Linked DNA regions of Mus musculus: all the other regions are linked to region 3. The links are chromatin loops, found by intact Hi-C in ENCODE. Cell type or tissue: gastrocnemius. All regions are shown on one strand.

What was found. A loop is a pair of places that touch in the nucleus more often than their neighbours do. Peaks named below come from ENCODE experiments on the same cell type or tissue, not always from the same donor. Only the 100,000 strongest peaks of a DNase experiment are listed, where the experiment ranks them.
Region 1: it touches region 3 in a loop (11-fold over the local background); 23 of 42 quality-filtered maps call a loop at or near these places.
Region 2: a loop joins it to region 3, with 4 times the contacts of the local background. A loop is called at or near these places in 3 of 42 quality-filtered maps.
Region 4: it touches region 3 in a loop (4-fold over the local background); 5 of 42 quality-filtered maps call a loop at or near these places.

What each region holds. Positions count from the first base shown.
Region 1 is chr2:77,342,808-77,345,307 of GRCm38, reverse strand. No RefSeq gene overlaps it. Among named protein-coding and RNA genes, the nearest start is that of Gm35317, 20 kb to the right of the region's middle. In gastrocnemius, a CTCF peak has its summit at 1,394 (motif pointing left); a DNase peak (open chromatin) is centred at 1,131.
Region 2 is chr2:77,308,371-77,310,870 of GRCm38, reverse strand. No RefSeq gene overlaps it. Among named protein-coding and RNA genes, the nearest start is that of Gm35317, 14 kb to the left of the region's middle. In gastrocnemius, a CTCF peak has its summit at 1,337 (motif pointing left); a DNase peak (open chromatin) is centred at 1,351.
Region 3 is chr2:77,248,572-77,251,071 of GRCm38, reverse strand. The region is part of intron 1 of Sestd1 (SEC14 and spectrin domains 1); the gene reads left to right. Among named protein-coding and RNA genes, the nearest start is that of Sestd1, 31 kb to the left of the region's middle. In gastrocnemius, no CTCF peak of the experiment used is centred here; a DNase peak (open chromatin) is centred at 1,087; H3K27ac peaks cover 345 bases.
Region 4 is chr2:77,708,087-77,710,586 of GRCm38, reverse strand. The region is part of intron 3 of Zfp385b (zinc finger protein 385B); the gene reads left to right. Among named protein-coding and RNA genes, the nearest start is that of Gm35431, 56 kb to the left of the region's middle. In gastrocnemius, a CTCF peak has its summit at 1,124; a DNase peak (open chromatin) is centred at 1,127.

The sequences.
Region 1 (2,500 bases), 94 kb before region 3:
AATACTTTCCACAGCTCGACACACTAGCCAATGCCTGCAATCCTGGCAATCTTTTGGCAATCTTTTGTTAAGTGCTAGCTCATGGCTACCTCAGGGTACATAGCAAGAACTTACCAGGGAGTTTAGGGGAAAGAAAGAATGAGAGTGAGAGGGGAAAGGAAGGAAGGAAGGAAGGAAGGAAGGAAGGAAGGAAGGAGGGAGGGAGGGAGGGAGGGAGGGAGGGAGGGAGGGAGGGAGGGAGGGAGGGAGGGAGGGAGGGAGGGAGGAAGACAAGATGCTGTTCGACAGTTTCTACAGTAACTTTCTAATTCTCAGCTACTGTGCAAAACCTAGAGTCACACTTACCAGCACTCATTGTAAAACTGAGCAGGCACCTGTGGGGCTGTGAAAGGCAGCCTGTTTCGGCTGAATGAGGCTTGCTCCGGAGACCCAGTAGAGACTCAGTAGAAAACTCTACAAAGGACGGAACAGTGAGCCACATTCCCAGAGACGGGTGCCTGATACCACAGAGCCATAATTCTGTAACTATCAGTCATGCTGATAAAGCCCCAATCTCCTTGTGTTCTGGCTCCACTCCCTCAGTTACCTGACCATAGCCAGGTATGCTCCTCCCCACAGTTACCTGGCAACAGCAAGGTAGCCCAGCCCACTATAAAAGGAGCTGCTTGGCCCCCTCCTCACTCTTTTTAAGCTTTCACCTTTCTTACTTTCATCTCTAGCCCTCCCTCTTTCTCTCTCTCCCTTCCCCCATCTCTCCATGGCTGGCCTCTCTCTTTTACCTTTTCTCTTTCTCCCTGCCTTTCTACAGTAAAGCTCTAAAACCATAGACTGTCTCTGCTCATCAAGGCCTGCCATGCTTGAACGATGAAATAGGCTTTCTCCTAAAGAGCCTCGTCTAACCACCGGCTGGAAGGCCTTCCTGCGCTCCAGCCATGGACCGGACCAAGGACTCTCACCCATGTGAGAACCATCTAGTGCCCCCTCTCCCCCTGCCCTCTCCTCCCTTCAGCCCTGGGAATGACCAAGCCACCCCCGGGGTCCCCATTCTGGTCTCAGTTCTTTGGCAGTGTCCAGCGGTGTCCCCACAGCCAGACACCCACCCGGGGCTGTGTGGAAAGCATGTGGCGGTCCTCCCACGTCCACCCGCCCAGAGCACTGGAACTCTGGTGGGTCGCAGGTTTTCTCCCACTCCCTTTATTCCCCCACACCCACTGCCCCGCAGGTACCAACTACCTGAGCTGAGCCTTACATTTCCTTAGCTCTGGAGCTGGAGAGATGGACTCAGCATCCAGAGGATGCAGGTTCAATTCCCAGCAACCACATGGCAGCACACAACGGTCTATGACTCCAGTTCTGATTGTATCTGCCTCCCTCTTCTGGCCTCTGAGGGCATTGCATGCACACGATGCACAGCCGTAAAACATGCAGGCAAAACAACTCACTTACACAAAAGTAAAAGAAAACACATCCCGTAGCTCTAACTTACCTTAGACACAACACCTACTTGCCATGTTAGAACATTTGTAAGATGCTGTACATAAAAGAGAGGATGATGCCTGGCTCAGAGCAGGCTCTCACTGAGTATCAAAGTACGGCTTTTGCTCTTCCTTACACGCATTGAAATGCGCTAAAATTTAATTACTTATTTATGTGTTCTCTTATAAACAGGTTTCACCATGTAGCCCAGGCTGACCCCCCAGACTTGGTTCCCTGTTTCAACCTCCCATACACTGGGGCTACAGTACTACTGTCTGAACCAGCACGCCCAACTGATATTTAATACTTCTATGAACCACTATGTGGTTCTCCAGTTAGATTTTGTTCTTTTTTTTTTTTTAAAGGAAAAAAAACTCACAGCTCATGCCTGTTTTATGCTATGTTGTGTCCGCTGGCATGTGATGGATTCCAAGTTCTGCAAACCAGATTTGCACCACCAGCATAAGAAAGAGGAACGCTCTTTGTTCGATAGGGGGATGGCTTGAGGGAGGCTTGCCTTATCAAAGAACAGTGTTGGGAACCAGGGTTCCTTCTCTCAACTCTGTCCTTAGTCACTCTCCCTTCCATCTCTCCCATGTAAGGTGACTACAGCTGACAACCCTCACACGCATTTCGCATGTCTGTGGGAAAGGCCACTGCCCTGAGATTATTTCCCACACCAGTATCTAGGAGTTCTTGTATTTCATTGGCCCACCCTGGCTTCAAGAGTACCCAACCCGAGACAGTCGCTGGAAGCTGGAATTTCGGAATTGACTTTATTAATCATTTAAAGGGAAGCAGAATTGATCCACTCCCGCTTCAAGCCTTTATACCTTCAATCTCAGTTACATGTCTGACTGTATGAGTGGGGCTAAGCTTACTGGAAGTGGAAATTTTAGATGAAGCTGGGAGCTTGGTAATGAATTTGCCCAGAAATAAACCAGGGCTGCCTGATTTCAGAGTCCACGACATTGAATGTTCACTGGCCACCTTGGCTCGTCCTATTTTGGCAGTAATTGGCTTA
Region 2 (2,500 bases), 60 kb before region 3:
CATAGCCTCCAGTTGAAAGATGGTGCCACCCACCCATCTCAAAAGTTTTAACCCAGAATTGTTCCTATCTAAAAGAAATGCAGGGACAAAAAAATGGAGCAGAAACTGAAGAAAAGGCCATCCAGAGACACCCCCCGCACCACCAAAACCCCTGACCTTGGGATCCATTCCATCCACAGACACCAAACCCTGATTCTATTGCTGATGCCAAGATGTGTTTGCAGACAGGAGCCTAGTATGGCTGTCCCTTAAGAGGCTGTACCAGCACCTGACTAATACAGATGCAGATACTCACAGCCAATCATTAGATTGAGCCCAGAGACCCCAATAGAAGAGTTACTGGAAGAACTGGAGGAACTTAAGGGGATTGCAACTGGTAGGAACAACAGCAGTATCAACTAACTGAACCCATCAGAGCTCCCAGAGACTGAACCATCAACCAAAGAACATAAAAGAGCTAGACCTACACTCTGTCCCCTGCCACATATGTAGCAGATGTGCAGCTTGGTCTTCATGCAGGTTCCCCAACAACTGGAGCAGGGTTGTCCCTGACTTTGTTGCCTGTTTGTGGATCCTATTCCCTTAACTGGGCTGTCTTGTCTGGCCTCAGAGGGAAAGGATGTACCCAGTCCAAAGTGACTCAAAGCTCCAGGGTGAGTTGGTGCCCAGCGGGGACCTCTCACTTCTCAGAGGTGAAGGGGAGGAGAGGGTGAGGGAGGAGCCATGGGGGAACTAGGAGGAGAAGGGGGGGCTGTGATTAGGATGTAAAGTAAATAAATAAATAAATAAATAAATAAATGAAAAAGAAAAGTACAGCTCTTACTGTGTTGATCTCACACCAGAGTATGGACCTACATCCAGAAGTATACATACAGCACAAATTAAAGTCCATGGGTTAATTAAAAGAGAGAGAAAGAAAAACACAAAATTTAGGGGTCGGGTAGGAAATGTGGGAGGAGTTAGGGGAGGAGTCTGGCTGAATATGACCAACTTATATCTTATGAAATTTCCAATGAATTACTACAAAATATTATAAAATAAAAGAGTAATTTCAAAAGTACTATTGCATGTAGTAAGGGGAGACATGCCGGTATCTAAACAAAAGAAAGACAAAGAAAGAAAGTCCAATTTAACAGATAATTTTTGGGTTCTCTACAACTGGGCTCTGACGGATCGGGCAGGACTGGAAGGTTAAATGATGTTGGAACCTTTTGTTCCTTACATCTAGCTAGCACCGAGTTTCTCTGATTCCAGACAGAGCTTAGTCTTCCGTTCAGTGGCTTCACTTCTTCCCATTCCAGAATCCCCGCTGGCCACATCCAGCTCTGCAGCCCCCTGCTGGCCACAACCAGCTCTGCAGCCCCAAACTCCTTGGACACGCCCCCAATTGTGCAAACCCTGGGTTGACCATTCTGCAAACAGGAGGGTGCTTCCTGGATGTGTTGAATGGAGGAGGCAAACACAGCACTGTTGGCTACAATGGTGGATGAGTTTTCATCTTTAAAACCAACTCAGGATGGAGGAAGCAGCTGAGGAAGACAGATGTTCGGATGGTGCTTTGAAGTTCTCAGTCCTGCCGCAGCAGACTCTGCAGCTGGTAAGCAGTTCCAGAAGATGGGTCACTTGTTGGCCTCGGGTTCAGCACTATCAGACACAGCACACATCCTCAGGTGATGGGCTCAGCTTCTACCATTAAGGACAGGGCTGTCACCTACATTAACCCATATGAACTTCTGCACATCAATTCTCTCCTTTCCCATATCTACCTCCTGTATTAGTCTCTCAATTTGACCTCAGGCTCAATGATTTGATTAGCTCAGTATCAAATAGAATGTTCTCTCTCTCTCTCTCTCTCTCTCTCTCTCTCTCTCACACACACACACACACACACACACACACACACACACGACAGCACTTCATGACAGACCTCCGAACTGTGAGGAATGTAAATAGATGAGCTTTCCACTGTTGACATATCATGGTAAAGAGTCACCGAATCCCTGGGCTGGATGTGAGTCTTACAAGGACTGTGCACTTGTGTGCACCACTGTTAGTCTTTTAGTTCTCTTCTGGAGAGGCTACTGTGTGCCACTGCCCCCCACTGTAGCTATCCACAGCTCAGTGTGTATCTGCTTGGTCTTTCCAAAGGGCTACCTGCCCTGTGTCCTTGTACTCTTGGGCTGTCCTATGGTTTCTGATGCTCTTTTGACCCATCCTCTCTTTGAAACAGATGCAATTCTTTTTATCTTAATTTTTCCCTATGTGATATATAGGCAACTTCTAATTGTGATTACACCTCAGAATCCAGCAGAATGCAGTTTATTGATGGGTTTACTCCCAGTAATATGGTCTTGAAGAACAAGAGCAAGTGATTTGTATCAGAAAGGTGTTCGAGTGTGCACAAGCACGTGCAAGAGAGAGACAGACAGAGACAGAGACAGAGACAGAGAGAGACAGAGACAGAGACAGAGACAGAGGCAGAGACAGACTTCACCGTAAC
Region 3 (2,500 bases):
CAGTCCAAAAATATCAATGTACGTTATAGATAATATTTCATTTGAACAAAAATACTGTTTCTTATTTGGTACCTAACATATGAGTAACAGGATTAAAGTTAATTTATACTCTCATTGTTTGTTTGTAGCCTGGGACCTTGAAATATAACTCACTGAAGCTCCCTTGAAATGTGTTAGTTAGGAACTTCATTGTCTAGGGAATGGGATTTAGTCTGAGTTCAGCCTAATGGAGTGTGTGTGTGTGCATCATTGTGGATACTAGGAATCCAAATCAGCAAGAACCAAGCCAGCCACCTCTCTCTGGAAGCAGGGTCAGGGGAGAAGAGGTTTGATGATAGCCCAGAGAAATAACGAACTGGTCAGGTCCGCAGTGCATGAAGGTGAAGAGGACTGGGATTCGGGTTTTGATGTGATGAAAGCCAGACATTGTTTTGCCATGGTAATTTAAAGTCTTTCCAGAGGATTGTTGTTCTTTCATTTGAAACTGTCAGTATTGTTTTAAAACTAGGTTACCAATCATACTGGCACCTGCACTAACAAAAAAGTCACATGAAGTTCCCCAGTGTCATCCTGATGCTGAGAGGCACAGTTCTGTGCGTGGGTGTGGCGAGCCAGGCAGGAAGCAGGGAGCAGTGGTCCTGTGCTGGGGTTTGTTTTTATTTCAAAGATTTTCATTTTTTTTCAAAACCAATAGCTGAAGCTATTCCTAACTTGCTTCTAAGGAGAGCTATGTTTCAGTGTTTTCCTGGAGATACAAGGCTACGGAGCCTGTGTTCTGCTTTTGTTCACCACCATTCTGTGTCTACATGATGTAGATTTATTAGAGATGATTTAGTTAGCCTCAGGCCATCCTAATGGGTTTTCTCTGGTTGTTAAAAAAACACTCTTCAAAGAATCTAACTGAATTTTCCAAGCAGACTGGTTGATTTATCCTTATTGAAAGAAGAGTTCCAGTACCCCCACACATACCATCAATTATAATCTCTTTTGAAGTGTAATTTGCCGAGCCTTGATTAAAAGGCTTGTAATTGTCCTGTCCTGCTGCTCAGGGCATGCTCTGCTGCCCTCTAATGGCTGCCCGTTGATGGCACTTATTGACTTCTGGCTACCTACAGAATTTGCCTCCAGGCATCCAGTGGGTTGCTGGGGCTGGAGGCTCCCTCAGTGGAAAGAGAGCTCAGTAGGGTGTGGGCGTGGCTGCCATCAGGCTGGGGCTTTTGAGAGCCTAACAGTGATGTGAGGACTAGGTTGAGTGTTTGGCTGCACTATTTTATATACCTTTGTCCATTAGTCCCTTACCGCTTCTGGTCTCTCTGAATGCAGGGGTATCTAGCACCTGGTCATGTCTCCATCTGGTAGGTTGTTCTATAAGTCTGTTCAGTAGTGGATGAAAAGGTACAGATGTAAAATGCTTTTCTATGCTCTTGGGAAGACACAATATCAACATAACCGCTTGGTTATCCTTCTGCTCTTTCAACTCAGATCTTGGAAAAAGCTGATCAATCTAGAGTAGGCGCGGTCATTAGAAGAACTTAGTGCATTTCTGCTTCTCAGATAGTCACTTCTTGCTTTAGAAGGAAACCAGTGACATTTATATTTTTGTATCAAGAAATGACATTAAGATACAACTTAGTTGCTTAATGACATTGAAAACTAAAGCAGTTCAAATCCAGAATTCTTCCAGAACCATCCCTGTGGTTGAAGCTAACATGCAGCCAGTGGTGGATTCTTCTTAGCCTCAGGAGCCTATAATGCACCTCGTTGACTGCCATGGTTTTCGGTCCCTTTTATATAATAGCTCTTCATTACTTTTCTTTTTATTTAATAAATCATGTTCAGAAGAAGCCTGTTTTAATGACCGCATGTGAACTATGAAAAGCACAGTTACATGTTTCCCAGTTTATTTTGTTTTGTTAAACATGTCCTACTTTACTTGGCAAAATTTTAAGAAGTACATCTTTCTAGCTAGCTTTCACTGTTAGTCTCTTGCTCGCTTTGATTGAGAATATTGCTGATTCATATATTTGGGGTGAGTAACCTTTCTTGTGAAGAATAATGCCTATATTTGTCCGTATGGAGAGAGCAGGAGCTGGGCCTGCCTTATTGGGGGGGGGGGGGGACGGACGGCAGTGTAGAGTGGAGGCTCTCTCCATGTTTCACATTTATTTGTTTTATTTTATTAATGCTCCATGTGTCTCCAGATGTGCATTTCTCATTACTCTTTGTTATTTTCAACATGAAGCCAAAAATAAATAAATAAGCTGTTGGGAAAAAAGTGCTGTGCCACACATTGGAGGCTCCTGAGGGTAAAAAGAATCCACCCTTGTCTGGGTTTAGCAGCTGTCTCTGAGAAAATGGGGAGAAACCAGAAGGCTGCTTCAGGACTCTAGCCTGCCAAGGTGACCTCACCTACAGGATAAGATGTAAGTTCATGTTCGCCCCTTGGAGCACAGGAGAACTCAGTGGTAAACAATTAACTTGGTATTAATTGGCATAAACT
Region 4 (2,500 bases), 460 kb before region 3:
ATGTAGAAGAATGCAAATAGGTCCATATTTAGCACCCTGCACAAAACTCAAGTCCAAATGGATCAAAAACCTCAATGTAAAACCAGATACACTGAATCTAATAGAACAGAAAATGGGGAATAGTCTTGAACTCCTCTGTACAGGAGACAACTTCCTAAATAGAACACCAGTGCCTCAGGCACTAAGGTCAGGGATCAATAAATGGGACCTCATTAAACCGAAACCCTTCTGCAAGGCTTAGGACACCATAAATTGGACAAATGGCCTCCTACAGATTGGGAAAATATCTTCACTAACCCTACATCTGACAGAGGCTAATAGCCAAAATTTATAAAGTACTGGAGAAGTTAAATACTAACAACCCAAATAACCCAGTTACAAAATGGGGTGCAGAGCTCAACAGCAGGATCGAATGGCCAAGAAGCACCTAATGTTCAATGTCTTTAGTCATCAGAGAAATGCAAATCAAAATGGTTCTGAGATTCTCCTTATATCTGTCAGAATGGCCAAGATCAAAAACTCAAGAGATAGCACAGGCTGGCGAAGGTATGGAGCAAGGGGAACACTCTTCCATTGCTGGGGGGAGTGCAAACTTATACAACCACTTTGGAAATCAATTTGAAAGTTGCTAAAAAAATAAAACTGGGAATAATTCTACCTCAAGGCCCAGCTGTACTACTCCTGGACATATATCTAAAAGATGCTCCACCACCACACAAAGACACTTGCTCTACTGTGTTCATAGCAGCTTTATTCATAATGGCCAGAAATTGAAAACAACCTAGATGTCCTTCAGTTGAAGAATGAATAAAGAATATGTGCTTCATTTACCCCAAGAATTCTTGAATGGTTTTTATTTCAAACTGTTCCCTTATTTTCTTCCTAGTCTACGTTTTAGAAAGTGCTATTGAACAGCTTGTGGGGGCGAGACACTGTATTGGATACTATGACCAGTAAAATATGTGTGGGATGTGGGATGCACAGATCTCTGTTTCTCATCTTGCATCTCATGTAGACTTAAGATGCTAAATTTATCCTCACGTGCATTTTCCCAGACATTAGATGTAAACCTGAGATTTAAACTTCAAGTTTGAAGTTGCAATGACACAGATTGACCACACGATGGTGCCCAAAGTCTATACAAAGTGAGGGAGTTGTCTTATTCCCAAAGGTGGGTGGAACTTCCGTTAATGAGTTTGGAAAAGGAGGTACCACACAAAAGGATGAGTGTTGTGTGTGGATATGCACACAGAGGCAGAAACACGTTTACAGACTTTGTAAGCATTCTTATATGCGCTAGGAAATCTACAGGGGAGTCTTTTGTGTGTTGTTGAGGAAGTGGAAGGAAAGCTAGTTCTCCAGTTTGGGAGAATAAAGATGGCTGCTTAAATGATTTGTTCTCACCTCTCTTATGGAGAAATATTACAGGGAGATTGAAAATGTCTAAGTTTGTGTGCTCGATGCAGACAGGGCTAGTAGAACACACTCACGTGGGACTCCAGGTGAAGCCTTTTACCTTCCTCCCTCCCCATTTCTTCTCTTTTAAAAGAATCCTGACAAGAGTCTCATTATATAGCCCAGGACAGCCTCTAACTTATGATAATCCTCCTGCCTCCAACTCCCTAGTGTAGTCTTTACAGGTATGTTCTATACTGTGTACTGTTGGTTTTCTTTTTCGTTTATTATTATTTTATTTTATGTGTATGAGTGTTTTGCCTATATATATATGTATTTGTACCTTGTGTGTGCCCAGTGCCCATAGAGGCCAGAAGAGGATGCCAGCTCCCCCAGAGCTGGAGTTACAGACAGTTCTGAGCCGCTGTGTGGATGCTGGGAATGGAACCTGGTCCTTTGGAAGAGCAGCCAGTGTTCTTCACTGCTGAGTCGTCTCCAGTCCTGATTAGATTTTCCCAAGATGAAAAGATAACAAATAATTGAAGAAGTTATCAGTTTCATTTTAGTGTGAGGCAGATAGTTAAACTAGTTTTAATGTACTTTCTCCCTAAAAGGACTTTTTTCTTACAATAATGATCATGCAGTTTTGTTATTGAGCAGGGCCTAGGAGTTTTCATGACATGATGGACTAGAGAGGGAAAAGGCCCCCTGCTCTTGGACTTTTGAGAATAGACATGAGCATTTCTTATTCTCTTACCATTTTTTCCTAGATCCTAATGAGAGAACCAGGAACTGTCTCTCACTGATGTGAACTCAGAAGGTGACACACACCATCGGGAATGTTGTATATTTTCTGAGTCTTTGTCTCACCCATACTGGTGACTGTTTAATTTTGAAGTATTTTACAAAATCCTGACTATATTCAAGCAAGGATGCTATTGGTGGCTCGTATCTGTCTACCCAGACATATTTAATTGAGAGTCCTACTGAAGCGATTACTGGGGTTGAGGCTCTTATTAATGAGAGTCCTTTGGAAATAGGATGCAGGCTGAAGTTGTGACCCCAGTTCCCCAGATGCTTCACCTTTGAGAGACCCTTTGCTAGT